2 separate regions of the Homo sapiens genome follow, and region 1 is linked to region 2. Evidence: chromatin loops called from intact Hi-C (ENCODE). Cell type or tissue: gastrocnemius medialis. All regions are shown on one strand. Each heading gives the region's core, and the rest is flanking DNA. Links, peaks and the distances in the headings are about the cores only. Region 1 overlaps ARHGAP6 (Rho GTPase activating protein 6). Region 2 overlaps ARHGAP6 (Rho GTPase activating protein 6).

Region 1 (8,347 bases), core at 233-8,232, 77 kb before region 2:
ACTGGAATTCTGAAATCACTTTTCCCATAAAATAGAATTATAGAAAATTACATATAGTAAATACTTTACGCTCTGTGGGTCTTATGGTCTCTGCCACAGTTACTCAACTTTTGCCATTGTAGGGCAAAAACAGCCATAGACCCTACATAAACAAATATTCCAAAAATTTTATCTATGACATGAAAAGTCAAGGCTCATATAATTTTATGTGTACAAAATATCCTTCCTTCAAATTTTTTTCAACTATTTAGAAATGTAAACATAATTCTTAGCTTGCAAGTCATACAAAAACGGGCATCAGGCTGCTTTTGGCCCACTGGCTGTTGTTTGCCAACCCCTGATATGGAGATTAGGGTCATGTAGTGCCCTACACATATTTGTGTAGCATCTACAGCCATATTCCAGCAACCCAGTCCTAGGGCCTTGCATTATCAGCCATATACAACAGCTAGATTCAGGAGGGCAAGACCCTTGTCTGGCTTATTCATTTTGATGTTCTCGGTATCTAAGGCAGTACCTGGCACTTAACAGCCACTGAATAAATATTTGTCAATCTAGGGACTAATGAACCAGCCCCATCATGAGTTAAATAAATTGGAAACCTAACCAACCCATACAATGTTGTATATATGTGGGAAACTGTATTCTGGATTCGAATAAACCATTAAGAGACAGTCTTTTGAAATAGCCTGTTGATAAGCCAAGAAAAACCCATGCCAGTACATGAGGGGAGAAAATAAATGTGATAATAGGTGACGCGGGGAAGAGTTAATCCGTGATACCTATACCCACCCATCAGACTTCATAGGAGCAGTAAGACATGAACACAAAGGTCATAGTCTCCCTTTGACTCTCATGGCATGGACCATAAAGTGATAAACAAGCACCCAGGAAGGGCACCAAAGCCTACCAGCACAGTCTAGAATATGTTTCTGGTGGTTTCTCAAGGCTCACATGCATGGTCCAGACCAGCATTTTTCTTTGGTGACTGTTTATCTTATAAATGAATGACTCATTTGAAGGCTTTCTGAATCTAGTCTTTTGAGTGATCATCATGGAATTTTTTTAAGGATTGAAAATGGATGATTTCAAATTTGTTTAGATTTTATAAATGTAGATGAAATTGAAATTCATCCAATGTCTCTGGATAGACTAAAGACCTTGGCAGTTGTAAAAACATCTTTCTATTCTAGGGTACTATGTGACAGCATTAATAAAGGGCAGCAATATGATAAAATGATATAGGATAATGGTCCTTGGTGGGGTAATGTTGCCCCCAGTGAGCATTTAGCAATGTCTGAAGACATTTTTGGTTGTTATAACTGGGGCAGCGTTTGATACTGGCAGCTAGAAGATAGAGGCTAGGGATGCTGCTAAGCACCTTATAATGCACAGGACTACTGCCCAAAATCAACAACTATCTGGATCAACTTGTCTACAGTGCAGAAGTTGAGAAACCTTGGTTTAGCATAAATAAGTCTGCTGTTAAGCCCAGATTACATATAATCTCCTTAAAATGATGGTGCTGGAAATATTAACAATTATTTATATATTTTGTTTATCATAAAAATATGTACTATATATTCGTTTATATATCATGCATTACTATGTGTATTTTACATGTATTTTTCTACGTATTATACACATAAACAGAATCATAGGGCTTATTTTAAGCTAGTATTAATAAGTACAAACACTACAAACCTAATTAAAAGAAGCAAACCAAAAAAAGTTTGAAAACAATAGAGTCTTGATTAACTGGAGAACAACTCACCAAAAGTGTTAACTAAAGAGATTTCCTTCCCACCAGAAGTATATGTCTCTATGTTTAGAAAAAAAGAAGCAAAAGACAAACTAAAACCCAAACAATCTAATATCTATGCTTTATTCAGAAAGTCATTCTTTTGAGCTAAGTTGCACCTTTACAGACTTGATTTTCCCATGAAATAAAATTGATTGAAATAATTTTGGTTTTGTTCTACACCACATTGTTTTATTACATCCTTGGGGCTAGTCTCTAACTGCAGCATCTCTTTAATCTCATCCAACTGTAAACTCCCCAGGGCCAAACAAGGGGTGAGGCAGGGCTGTTCAAAATGTGGTTTGTGGACCCAAGGCATCGGAATCACGTGGGCAGAATGATCATTGTTAAACACGTAGGTTCCTTTGGCTCTAAGGTAGATTTAGAGAATTAGAGTCACAGGGAATAGGTCCCAAGCACCTCCATTATAAAGCAGCATCCCCAGATGAGTCTTACTTTTTGCATAATAAAAGTTGAGTCTCACTGGCATGGTGGTGAAGACTTGGATTCAGATAGATGGCAGTTCTTTGGTAAGATTCAGAAAATCTCTGATCATCGGTTTTCTCATTATTAAGATGGAGAAAAGAACAAGACTTAACTCTCAGTTTGTAGGGATAATATCAGACAATACAAATGAATTTCTTGTGGAAGGCTTATAAGCTCCCACAAGACCTGAATAAATGGAAATTTAAGTTATAATTAATATTAATCATCACCACTCTAAATTTGCATCACCATCTGATGTGGTTTGGATGTTTGTCCCCTCCAAATCTCATGTTGAAATACAATCACTAATGTTGGAGGTGGGGCCTGGTGGGAGGTGTTTGTGTCATGAGGGTGGATCCCTCATGAATATCTTGGTGCTGTCCTTGCAATAGTGAATTCTTGCTCTGAGTTCATGTGAGATATGGTTTTTTAAAAGGGCATGGCACTTCTTCCCTCTCTCTCTTGCTTCTGCTCTTACCATGTGACAGGCTGGTTCCCTGTTGCCTTCCATCCTGAGTACAAGTTACCCAAGGGCATTACTAGAAGCTGAGCAGATGACACCACCATGCTTCCTGTATAGCCTGCAGAACTGTGAACCAATTAAACCTCTTTTCCTTTCTTTATAAATTACGCAGTCTCAGGTATTTTTATGGTGATACAAGAAGGACCTAACACAGCATCTTAACTTGGAAGTATTAGAGACACCAAAAACTCTTAAGAAATGTGTGCTGAATTACACAGCAAGTTTTACAAGGTGATAAGAGATAGAGAAGGAGGTAGCACAGGGTGAGGGGAATAGGAGTGCTGCATGAGCTACCAGGACAGCCTTACAGAGAACATGATTTTTGCACCAACCCTTAAGGAGGTGAGGGAATGAGCCAGGCAGGTTTTGGGAGCCCAGCAGCCCAGGCAGAGACTGGTTGACATAGGTATAGCATAGCCTGGTGGCTAAAAGCAAGGGGTGGCAAGCTGGGCTGCCTGAGTTTGAGTCCCAGTTTTGCCACTTACTAGCCAGCCATGTGGCTTTTTAGCAAGCTACTTACATTCCCCATGCCCCATTTTCCTCATCTATGAAATGGGGATGATGACAGGGATTTTGCTGATACAAGCTGACTAGCCGGGGAGCCAAGTACTGCCTACTGATTGTTTTCATAAATCAAGTTTTATTGATTTATGAAAACCACAGCCACACTCATTCATTGTTATTTTCTGTGGCAGCCTACAGGCCACAATTGCAGAGTTGAGTTGTTGCAACAGAGACTGCACAGTCCATGAAGCTGCCCTTCCGTAAAGGTAACCATCTGGCCCTTTATGGAAAAAGTTTGCTGACCCCTGGACTGGACTAAAAGTAAAGACACATCTATGATTAGGATCTGCCTTTTGCCATCACCATTTTCCTCCTCTCCTAAGATTTTGTCTCTGAGAAACATCCCAGAGAGCCTGTAAAAAAAAAAATCAAACAACATAATTTAGCATATTAGAAAATATGCAAATGCTAGCATGAAATAGAAGTGGTTATCTGCAAATGGCCTGTTCACCTGGGTTACCGATAAACTAAAGAAGTAGAAATGAACATTGTCAAACCCAGGGCTGGGCTAACACCATCTAAAAAATCAAATGTCACTTACATCTTGTTTCCAGTGGAAAGAACCTTTCCAGTGGTTAGCATAGAGGGGACATACTGGAAGTCCTCAAGGGCAAAAACGTCAGAGCAAAAGGTCAATTTCATTTCTGTGTAGTCCCAGTTGAATTGTGGACTTTTCTAATGGCCATCAATTTAATTCTCAGTTCTAAGCTTCTCTCGAGTCTTGGATGGGAGGAAGAAGGTAAGATGGCCTGCACAAATCTCAGGGTTGCAAAAACTGGAAACACTGGCATGAATTAGAAATTTCTTAATGACAGGGCCAGCAGCTGATGGTTCTACTTGTCTTTCTCTAATTAAATTTAGTTCACTGAAATTAGAACGACCTCCGGAGATAGATTAGACCTTGAAGATACTGCTCACATTTATAGATGGTCCGCTCTCTGCTAGTTACTGTTCTAAGCCTTTTATTTATATTATCTCATTTAATTCTTACAACAACCTAAGGACTATGTTACCATCATTATTCCCATATTTCAGATGAAGAAACTGAGGCACAGAACTTAAGTAACTTGCCAAGAGCACACACCAATTAAGTGGCAGAGTTAGGATTTGAAGCCAGGCTTTAGGTTCTAGAATTTAGACTCATAACCACTATATGTATTTCATAACATTTCATGATAAACCAATCCAAACCTCTAACTTTACAAATGAGCAAAGCAGCTGCAGTGGCATAATGGGATCTGGGACATCAGGGTCATGTTCCCCTCTTTCCACCACCAAGCCCTTTCATTATGAGACATACCCTTATAATAATGAAAGCCAGACAGTGTTTAAAAATTCAGAGGCTTAAAGTTTCCTCTTTTGTAAAAGACAGCACAAGCACATCCGATGTATTATTAGCCTTATTTAATATCCAAACTGTTCCCCTAAACCCATATTTATCACAGCCACAGCAACTAAAATGTTGCACCCATATTCAAGAAGTTAAGAGGGAAAGATAAACCACTTTACCCTTTCAGACTTCAAAACAGCCTGTGCCCGAATCTTTTACAGAAATTAGCTCAATTATGCTGTTCTGTTAATCATGACACAATCCTTTCCTGCTTGAGTTTGCTCATTTCAAGCTGCCACATCATTAATCTAAAAATAAGGTTCTCATAAATCCATATTGACACAGACAGTTTTTAGCTGTCACACATCTCAGACACTGATCATTCCAGTTTTCTTCCTAAATCACAAGATGGATGTGAAAGAATCACAAAACTTTATCACAATTATTTTCTGAAAAAGTAGTGTAAGTATAGATATTTATATTGCTTACCCATAAATTATAATCAGCCGCGTCTTTGCTGTCCTCTCTAATCTAACTGAACTAAGCTTGCAGTAGGAAGTTGAGTCTGTTTTAAAAAAATTATTTTTTTGGTAAAAAATGCATCCTGAAATGGCAGATCATATTGAATGTCTGAGAAATGGCCCAGCTGGCATAGCTGTGACTCCCACGATACCTTTTGTTGCCAGAGACCTCCGCTACTGTGAATCTTGGGACCAAAAATATGCAATCTTTTCATCGGATCATTGAGAAGTTCCTGTCCTTTCAGAACAGAGGCAGGCTGTGTCCCTGAGTAAGTGCACAAATGAGTGAGTGCGTGTGTTTGTATGCGTGTGTGCCTGTGTGTGTGTGTGTGTGTGTGTGTGTGTGTGTGTGTGTGAGAGAGAGAGAGAGAGAGAGAGGGTGAGAGAGAGAGAGAGTTGGGGAGGAGGAAAGAGGGGAGGGAAGGGACAAAAAGAATGAGAGTATTTTGAAGAAATATACTCGAGTTAGAAAAGGATTCCTCTAAAAAAAATCCTCTTTTCCACAGGGATCTACAAACGGTAATTGGATTGTAACTGTGCAAACTGTCCTTATTAGGAATCAACCAAAGAATGTTGGAAGCCACTGGTGAAACCCCTGAGAGCAAGATAAAGCACATAGGATGCCTTCTTTGTTTAGGACAAATTCTCAGTTCTTAAATTATATTTTAAAACTACTGACTCCATTTTTCTAACACTAGCCACACACACTAAAAAGCAAAAGTTTTCATTCTCTTTCACACTGAAGCATAACACATGCTCTGTATTTTATCCTCTTTGTGGGACAGCAGTCCTTGAGAAGTTGTTCATTTCCTGAACAGAGGGTGTGGAGGTCAGAGTGAATATACCCACATGGCCATATCTAAGAGGGTTCAGGTTGGGGTGGGGGTTGGGGGTGGCATCCATGAAGAGCAGAGAGAAAAGGGAAGATTAATTCCAATCGCGAATTACCTTGATCTCCATGCATTCCACATGGCACTGAACCAAATACAACTCGAAAAGACATCTTTGTTTCCCAGTCAATAGGAAGTTATAGTTCTCTCATGGGTCTCAAGTGAATTCCAACAAAAGAATCACTGTGATTATAATTTACAAACCGGGAAATGATTTCATGGAAGATCTTACTGATTCAAAATTAAGGACTCGGTATGCTTTTACTAGGATTCTGTGAAACTAATCATGTAAGCCACACATAGCCTCTGCTGCTGCTGCTGCTAAGGAAGGAATTTTAAAGCAGTAAAATATTCCAGGTGGTTTTCTTTACTAGAATGATTAAACTTAAACAGAGATTCAGAGTAAAATCTACCTGTTACTGCACATACCTCCACCACCACTATCCTAAAAACTGATGTTGAAAATACGCATTATTCCAGTAGACAGTCAACATGGCTCATACTGGATACTCATCAATGGAAGTTACATCCTCATTTAAAGATATCTAATATCTTAATATCAATATATCTAATATCTTAATATATTATTTCACATGAAATTGATAAATATGTAATTCATTTTTTATTATTAGGCAAATGATCCTTTAGTTTATAAATAGATGACAGCAACATGTAGTTCTGACTGAGCACTTACTAAGTGTCAGGCATTGTTTTAGGCATTTTATGGGCACTGACTTATCTAACCATCAAAATAATTCTTAGCAGTAGGTTACATTATTATCCTCATATTACAGATGAGGAAACAGAAGCGCAGAGGAGTTAAGTGACTTGCTCAAAGATTCACAGCTCATAAGTAATGCGGCTGTCATCCCAACCACTATGAGCTTACAAATTAACTGGAAGACAAAACCACAGTTCAGAGTCAGTACTAGTAGGAGCCATGTTATAAGTATCTAATAAGGAAGAGACAGTGATGAAATAAGAATGTTTACCTAACACTAGAGTGGTCTGTTAAATCAATTATTTGATGGAGACATACACTGTCAGGTCAATAAATGTTTCGTAAGAAGGTGACTAAGTGAATAATCTCAAATAATCCCGAGAGACAACATCTTGTGAAATTCCTAGTCTGTTTTAAGAGTGGAAGCAAGGCAGGCCTTAAGAGGAAGTGCAGAAATAATGGAGAAGGTGTGTATATTTGGTATTCTTTGGAAAATGCATTCAAACCAGAAAAACAAAACATAAAGATAAGGAATCCTTTTTAAGATTTAAATAACAACTCTTTAAGTAAAACCAATAAGAGACCAAAGAGTCACTGAAAGAGCCTTGGAAATAAATATCAGGAAGCAACTAAAAGGTTCCATCTGTGGAAGAGTTTCGCTAATCACAAAAAGTGCTGAGAGCACAATGGTCATTTTTTTCCCATTTAACCCTCCATATCTAAGCATACCAAGAAACAATTTATAGCCTAAGAATCTATGCCATTAAGCATTCATTCCACCTTCTTCTTGGCTCTTATTCTGGATTATTTCTGTTTATATCACTGGTGATATTTTGCACATTTAAGGCAAAAATATCATAGAATCACTGTCAAACTTTTTGAGTGAATACATTTCTGATTACAGTACTCTTTTGCCTAAAACCCTTTGATGTCTCCTCCTTAGCTCCAGGACAAAGTCCAAATTCCTTAGCCTGGTATCCAGTGCGGTGTGCTTTTACTTAGATGGAATAAAATCAAATAGCCACTACATAATAGTGAATGATAACAGTAGAAGTTTACTGAGCATGTATTAGGTGCTAAGCACTTCATGTGTGCCATGTATTCACTGCCTCCAACAATTTCATTTTATAGAGGAAGTGATGGAGGCACAGAAATGGATGGCGCACAGTGAGGAAAACACTGACTGCTCATGAAGCCCGTAGCCCCTTTTTCGTGGGCATTCAGCTAGTCTACATTTCCCAGCCTCTCTTGCAGTTAATAGTGGTCATATGACTGGAGTCTAGCTAATGGAATGTCAGAGGAAGTGACAAGCTTCATTTCTAGCCCCAGTCCATAAAAACCTGGAGACAGCATCCAGGCAACCTGCATAGCCATGTGTGGTAGTCCCAGGAGTGGACCACATTTTTCAGTGTTCTTTGCCTAGTGTAGTCCCCTGCCCTTCAAGCCCGCCTGGCTCTATGAGTTACTTTAACCAACTGAATGTGGCAGAAGGGGATGCCAAGCCCATTCTG
Region 2 (8,347 bases), core at 99-8,098:
TTACATTATATACAACATACACTATATATGTATTTTTACATTATATACTATATATATAATACGTCACCTAGCAATGATCAGTTTTATTTGTTTCCTTATAATGTTAGAGTATTTCTCAGTACAACAAGATGTGCACATATTAATTTTCTGCTAACATCATACCATTTCTACTGTCGTGTTCAAGAGCTATCTCCACCCTTTACTCTGTCCCACTTTCTCCACTGATGATATGTGTAACATGAATCAGTTTGGAGGTCTGAAGTCCAAAGCATTTCTCCTGAGTATAAACTGGAGCTTCAAAAACAAGAGCAGCCCAAGAAGGCTGGGCCAAGGGCTGAGAAATTTCATATCAGTGCCACTCACAACTGCAAACTTTGTGCCAGGCACTGGGCTAAATGCAATGGTAAGTATGGGGATACAAAGTAGATGAATACTCAGTCTCCACTTAAGCAGATACAATTCTTATAGGGGAATAAAATTACAACACCAAGTGGAGCAAACACAGCATAGAACCAAGTCAACAGATGTTGTCTTACTTCATTTTGTGTTGCTATAAAGGAATAGCTAAGGCTGGGTAGTTAATAAACAACAGAGGTTTATTTTGGTTCAAAGTTCTGCTGGCTTTACAAGATAGATGGCACTGGCATCTGCTTGGATTTCAGCAGAGCTTTTGTGTTCCATTAAAATATGTCTGAGAAGGTCAAAGAGGAAGCAGACATGTGCAAAGAGGGACCAAACCCAGGGGTGTCCTGGCTTTCTAGCAACCCACTCTTGCAGGAACTAATCAATTCCCCTGAGAACCAATCTAGTGTCAAGAGTGAGAATGCCCTCACTGCCATGAGAACAGCACCAAGCCATTTATGAGGGATCCATCCCTGTAACCCAGACATCTCCCACTATGCCCCACCTCCGATATCACCATGCTGACCGTCAAATGTCAACATGAGATTTGATGGGGACAAACAAACCATGTCCAAACCACAGAAAATATGGATTCAAATTCTCCGAGGGCCATGGCTTATGAGCAGCGTTATTAGGGCAATTTGCTTAACTTACCCTATTTCCTCCCTTGAGTATCAGTTAATAATAATTTGAATCTTACTTGGCATTTAATAAGATAATTACTGAAAATTTATGTCAGGTAGAGTGAGACTGGCAAACTTAAAATACTATAAATGCAAGCTCTTATTTTTAGTGAGCATCCACTGCATGCATATACTACCCCATTTCATCCTCAGCAGTCTCAATCTTTTAATGTATTACTACTTTCTTCCTTTTAGATAGACAAGTTGGGCAAAAATAAGTTAATTAATCTCCCCACTAACAGAAGACTCTTTCCTGCAGGAAAATAATGAAGTCCCGAACTGAAGGCAAACTTCTCTAAAGTCATCAGCAATTTTTCACTTCTCAATTGCCAATATCTTCTCACTTTGTCAGTTTTCACTTCCCAGACACTCCTTCAAGCAACTCAATCTGTTTTCTACTTCCACTATTCAGATAAAACTGGTTTGGTAAAAATTCCCAATGCTGCCATGTTATAAAGCTGAGGGGCGACTATTCTGCTTTTATTCTACCTGATCCCTCAGCACCACTAAACCTAGCTGGCCATTCATTACCTTTGCCATCTGGACCTCCCCCAGCTTTTGCTATACGCACCCCTTTTCTCTCTTTTTCCTTCACTAGCCACTTGCTCTAGGTTCTTTGCTGCTGCTTCTGCTCCTTTAGAGCTCTAAATGCTGGCACTCCTCATGGCTCTGTTGCAGGCCAACATCTCTTAGTCAATCCTTCTGAAGATGTGTCTGGAATTTGTGAACCTCCTGAATCAGCTCCACCAGAAAGAAACAAGCTTCATGAGGGAAAGAACTTTTGCACATAAATTGCTGAATTCCCAACACCTGAAAGAATCTCAGGCACACTCCAGGTGCTCAACAAATATTTGCTGAAGGAATGTGAATTGCCTGAAGTGCTTGAGATGTTCCTGGGATGCCCTTCTGGACATCTAAATTGGAATCACAGTGCATCTGAGAACCAAAATCTCTGGTCTTCTACCACACCGACTTTTATCCATGTTCTTTCCTTAATCTGATATCCTCTCCCACTTCCTCATTCTTTAATGCGCAGGGAAGCCTTTCCTGACCCTCACCTCCACCCAGATTTAGTCGAATCTCCCTCTCGTGCCCTTTCATAGAACCCTCTCCTTTGTGGTACTGAGGTCCCTTAAATTTTACACATATCTGTGTGACTACTGCCAGCCTGTCTCAGATCATACAGGCTTGCACTCACCATCATACCTCCATTTCCTCACTAAGTCTCCCTCATGGTGGGCCCTCAATAAATATCAGTGAATAAATTGTTAATAATACAGATTTTATATTAACGTTAATATATCAAAATATAATAATATATTTAAATTGTATATTTATGATATAATGAATAATTAAAAGTTAAATGATGACACAAATTTCTCTCTCCTCAGCTCTGAGCTCTCCTCTGAATTCTACATGCATATCCCCATCTAGGGGCATCACATCTCCAAACGGATGTCTAATGGGTTTCTCTATTTCAGCCTGTCCAAAGCCCCAGCTTTTAAATTTTCCAATACAAACTTGTTTCTCTCTCAATATTTTACTCATGTTAGTAAATAGCATCACCCACCCAGTTGCTCAAGCAAGCTCTTGAGAGTCACATCTGATTCCCCCTTTTCCTTCACCAGCCCCTTACCCATATCTAATTAAACACTTAGTCCTGTTGCTTATACTTCTAAAATATATTTCAAATCCATCCCTTCTCCATCTCCACAGCTGCTGCCAAGCCCAATCTTCCATTAACAGTCAACTGGATGGTGGCTGCAAATCAACTGGTCCCCTGTATCCATTCTTGCTGGTCTACCACAGATTTTCTACACAGAGCTCAAAACATCAATCAAACCATCCCCATTAGAGCCCCATCCTAATTCAATGGCTTCTCACTGCAATGCAATGAAGTACATACACCTTAGTGAAGCTCTGCCTATCTATCTACAGCACCTCATGGCATTGCTCCCTTCACTCACTAGACTCCCAACTCTCTTTTGTACATACTGTTCCCTCCGCCTGGAATGATTACCCCATGTGTCCCCACCCACACCTCACACAGCTGGCTTCTTCTCCTCCTCCAGTCCTCAGATTACATGCTGCCTTCTCAGAGTAACCTTCTTAACAGTGTCTAAAATAGATTTCGGCCGGGTGCAGTGGCTCGCGCCTGTAATCCCAGCAGTTTGGGAGGCCGAGGCGGGTGGATCATGAGGTCAGGAGATGGAGACCATCCTGGCTAACACGGTGAAACCCCGTCTCTACTAAAAATATAAAAAATTAGCCGGGCGTAGTGGCGGGCGCCTGTAGTCCCAGCTACTCGGGAGGCTGAGGCAGGAGAATGGCGTGAACCCGGGAAGCGGAGCTTGCAGTGAGCCGAGATCGCGCCACTGCACTCCAGCCTGGGAGAAAGAGTGAGACTCCGTCTAAAAAAAAAAAAAGATTTCGCCTTCAGATATCTGTTGTCACAGAAATATTTCTGTTCTTTACACAGCATTTGCCACAATTTGGAATTACTGATTTACTACTGTTCATTATCTTGTTTCCAGATAGAAACTTCTATGTCAGTCTTGTTCACCATTTCATCCCTAGCACCTAAAATGGAGCTCAGCATAGATTATCAATAAACGGTTGTTGCATGAATGGACAGAGTGGAGAAAAACGGTCAGATTAATACAGTTCCAACAGATCAATGGTTGCCAGAGCCTGAGGGTGAAAAGAGGGGTTGACTACGAAAAGGCAGAAGGAAGAGATTTGGTGGTGGGGGTGGGGGTGGGGGGTGGTATATATAGAATTCTTCTGTATCACAATTGTGATGTTGGCTACACAACTTTATGTATTTGTCAAAACTGATAGAACCATACCCTCCAGAAGGTCAATTTTACTCTATGTAAATTAAAAAATAAATTAATAAAATTATGATTCCAAAACCCATGTCAACCCAGAACAAATCTAAGATTCCAAGATTCACAGGTTTAGAGTTTTTTTGTTGTTGTTGTTCTGGTGGTGGAGGGTTCAGTTAACTTCCTGTGTTCATGGTCAAAGTACTGACTCAAAACATACTTCCCTATTTTTCATTTATCAGTTTAAAGAAAGGAAACCGGAAACAAAATAAAGATGTGAAAGATAAATAATACAAGAAAAAGCACAGTAGTAAAATAATATTTAAACTAATCATGTGATAAAATGTCAGCATTTATTCATGACATTTGGCTCTGTTTGTATTGGATCACCCCAGCAGGGCAGTGGCTGTGGGTTGATTTCATAATAGTGCCTCCCACATGTACGCCCACGCCTGACCTCTGCTTTGTGCAGTTGATAATGACTAAACTTCACATATTATGCTGACAAAATCTACTCCTTCCCTGGAGGGCTGTTACACACAGGGAATTGGAGTTTCACAGCTGAACAATGTTTCTTTCTCAAATTCTGGGATGATCCACTTCCATTAGAACAAAGTTATACGGGCTGATAAATTGCTGTCTTTTGCCAAAGTGTTACTCATCATCGTATATTCACCCAACAGATGCCACTGAGAAACCCCATCCTATCAGGGGGAAAGAAGGATGCAGAGATATGAATAGACTGTTTAGACACAAGTTGCATTCCCTAAAGTAAGCACATGACATACGAATTTCACCTTATGACATTTCCCCCACCCCCACCCCCACTGACTTTCATCCATTAGAACGTGTTGATGGATATACCATTTCAAAATGAAATATTTGGATATCTGACTCTGATTTGGGGAAAGGGGAAATGGTGAGCTAATTTCCTCTTTTATCAAGCTGAATCACTAAGTTCGCTCTGTTGCCATGCACGCATAAGTAATGCCATAGCAACCTCTCAGTTTGCTCTTAAACACACAACAGCAGAAGTATGCGAATAGGTACATTTTTTAATCCTTAGATTTTCTTAGCAGCTTAAGTTTTATAAGACATTTTATGGCACCGGATTATTTAGTTCACCTTTGGTAGTCTTATTGCTGACTGACACATATATCATCAATACCAGCACAACAGAAAGGCTTAGTTCTTGGAAAATTTTCCAATAACTTTCCTTTATTCTCAATCTCTAGCTCACAATTAAAAATTTGCACATTGGACGCTATAGTCTGGATCCTCTTCAGGATTTTCTTTATAAAGATCCTAACTTTAAATGGGACTGAAATATATAATTTGAAATTCATGAAATATAGAAATACATGGACCTCTCATATAGCTATTTAAGTAAATTCAATGAAAGTGTCATTATCACTTGGTATGTACTAGGAATTATGTCAGGTTCTAGAAAGAAAGAAAATCTTTACTATCAAGGGATTCAGATGAACTCCTGTAGAAAATAAGGGATGGGTACTCTTGAATTCTGCCACTTTGAGGTTTAGATTTTTATGCCTACAAAATATATGGTAACACCTAACTTTATACTAGTTTAAGAAAAGTCCATCTAAATTGAGAAAATGTGGATTTTTAAATAGTTTTATTACCTCATGCATTTCTTCACAAATGTGTACACTTCTTTCTACTGGATGACAACAAAATGAGAGCACTAGTACTATGGAAATGCCTTTTACAAAACACCATGTCACTGCTCTCTGTCAAGTGTCTTTGGCTGATAGACTGGATGAATAATTGACTTGTTCTTGAAATACCTGAAATGGGCTTCAGATTCCATACTTGAATCTAACATTATTTAGCCACTTCTGCCAAATATTTTAATTACTTAAGGAGTTAAGGTTTTGTTATTTTATAGAGAGGCAATACACTTCAATAAAATTTTAGATATCCCATCCACCCTTCCATGAGCATATGTTAATGTATCCAAAGCTAAGGGAATTTGGATCAAGTCATTTTCACTTAAGCACTTATGTATAATTTGAAGGATACACATCAGGAAACAGAAAATATCAACTTTCTCATTGACCAGATGCGTTTAAAAATGTCTCAGTGAACTGGCATCCCTTCATTTCCGATCAGGTAGAGAGCTGTGCATTCATAAAACTACTAGGCTTGTTCTTAAGCAAAGCTTGCTGTTGCTAGCTCTTGCTGCTCTTAGAAGTGGGAGCAAAAGGTTTGATTCTATAGGGCTGTCCTGATTGTAACTATAGAATTAGGAAGCCCTCTATATTTCTTGATGAATCATATTTTAAGTTATTTGTATACTATGATAAAATGATTTTTAACTTTTAGGAATATTAACTTGAGGCCTTAATAGATGGTCCCCAGGGTTAATATTCATTTGAAATGCTAATATAGAGAAATTCTTTACATTAATGATTGTCAAAGTATAGTCCCTAGGAGAGAAATGTCAATCTTAGCTGGAAACTTATTCAAAATGCAACTGTTTGAACCCCACCCCGGACCTACTGACTAGGCACTCTGGAGATGAGGCCGGCAATCAGTATTTTAACAAGCCCTCTAGGTGACTTCAATGCACTCTCAAGTTTGAAATCCACTGCTTTATATAATACACATTGCTCATCTGGGATAATACATACAGAGCAATTTATGTTGAGAAATAGCTCTTTTCTTCTTTTTGATGGTGTGTTGTTTTTTGTGTGTTTGCTTGCTTGTTTTGTATTCTGATAAAAGTAATTGAAAATGTTTAATATAAGGATTTTTGCCTATCCCAGTATGGTTATGACACAAGATCACTTGGTTCCTGATAAACTAAAAAGTCATTGTAAATGTTGTTTTGAAGAACAACCTAATTAAAATATATTTTATTAGCAGCAATAATAAGAGGATGACTAATTTGAATAATCTAGCAACTTGAGACTGGGGAAACAATATGGCTTAGAGTCAGAGGGACTTTAGTCCAGCTTAAATCAGGGTTACTCAATATAAGCATTATTGACCTTTGGGGCCAGATAATTCTATGTTGTAGGGGTGCTATAGGATATTTGGCAGCATCCCTGGTCTCTACCCACTAGATGCCAGGGGATGCCCCTTCTCAGTTGTGATAATAAAAAATGTCCCATTGTCAGATGTCCCCTTGCGGGGGCAAATAGTCCCTACTTGAGAACCACTGGTCGGTCCATTGGGGGTTCTCAACCTCAGCAGTACAGTAGAATCAATTAATACTGATGCCCGGCCAGGCGCAGTGGCTCACGCCTGTAATCACAACACTTTGGGAGGCCGAGGTGGGTAGATCACCTCAGGTCAGGAGTTCAAGACCAGCCTGGCTAACATGGTGAAACCCCATCTCTACTAAAAAAATACAAAAATTAGCTGGGCATGGTGGTGGCAGGTGCCTGTAATCCCAGCTACTCAGGAGGCTGAGGCAGGAGAATCACTTGAACCCAGGAGGCGGAGGTTGCAGTGAGCCGAGACTGTACCACTGCACTCCAGTCTGGGCAACAAGAGTGAAACTCCATCACAAAAAAAAAAAAAAAAAAAAAAAAAAGAAAAGAAAGAAAAGAAAAGAAAAGAATACTGTTGCTCAGACTGGTTGGATTGAACCTCTGTGGATAGGCTCAGAATCAGTATCTTTTCAAAGCTCGGTAGGTGATACAAAGGTCCAGCCAAGACTGCCAAACACTGTACAGACATCCCAGTGCATCCATACCCTTACCTGGGAGAGAGCTGTAATACCATCTATTGTAACTATCACACAAGATCAGATGAGAGAGCATTTATGAAAGCATTTATACCACAAGGCAATTAGTATGTTAAAGGCAGCAGAGAAAAATAATGTACTTTTCAAAGTTGCCATTGAAATTGAAAAATATATCCAGCTCTCTATTATGAATTAGGATGGTTTATATTTACTGTCTTTTAGATTCATATCCCATTCCCAATAGGAAAGAGATGTGATGCATTCTCTATGTCTCTCTTGGGAGTAGATTCATGATATTATTCAGTCTTCGATGGGCAGAAAACCATACAAATTGGATCAAATCGTTCATACTATGCACCAGTGATGCTCTGAATATATACTATAAAATCAATATTCTTTCTATTCTTTTGCCTCTCAATAACCAATTTTAATAAGTGGAAAATAATTCAGATTCCTCTGACAATAGCCTCTTTAGAAAGAATGGGGAAAATTCTTGGGTTACAATTGTGTCAATGAAAGGGATTCTTTATTTTAAAAAAGATAAAAATATCCAAAGCAAATAAGAACAAATGTTAACAGTTACTAAATCTGAGTAACAAATACATAGATACTTGTTTTCGTTTTTCTATATTTTTCTTTGAAGTATCTGATTCAAACTCAAAGAGGATGCTAAAATCAGTTTGAACAAAGCACCAGTGAATACTTCAAAGAAAAATAAA

Evidence for each region. Peaks named below come from ENCODE experiments on the same cell type or tissue, not always from the same donor. Only the 100,000 strongest peaks of a DNase experiment are listed, where the experiment ranks them.
Region 1: it touches region 2 in a loop (2.0-fold over the local background); 3 of 110 quality-filtered maps call a loop at or near these places.

Annotation. Positions count from the first base shown.
Region 1 is chrX:11,260,493-11,268,839 of GRCh38, forward strand. The region is part of intron 1 of ARHGAP6 (Rho GTPase activating protein 6); the gene reads right to left. Among named protein-coding and RNA genes, the nearest start is that of AMELX, 29 kb to the right of the region's middle. In gastrocnemius medialis, for the core only: no CTCF peak of the experiment used is centred there; no DNase peak of the experiment used is centred there; H3K4me3 peaks cover 1,933 bases; H3K27ac peaks cover 2,707 bases.
Region 2 is chrX:11,337,230-11,345,576 of GRCh38, forward strand. All of the region lies in intron 1 of ARHGAP6 (Rho GTPase activating protein 6), which reads right to left. Among named protein-coding and RNA genes, the nearest start is that of MIR548AX, 23 kb to the left of the region's middle. In gastrocnemius medialis, for the core only: no CTCF peak of the experiment used is centred there; DNase peaks (open chromatin) are centred at 3,122 and 4,352; H3K4me3 peaks cover 310 bases; H3K27ac peaks cover 5,332 bases.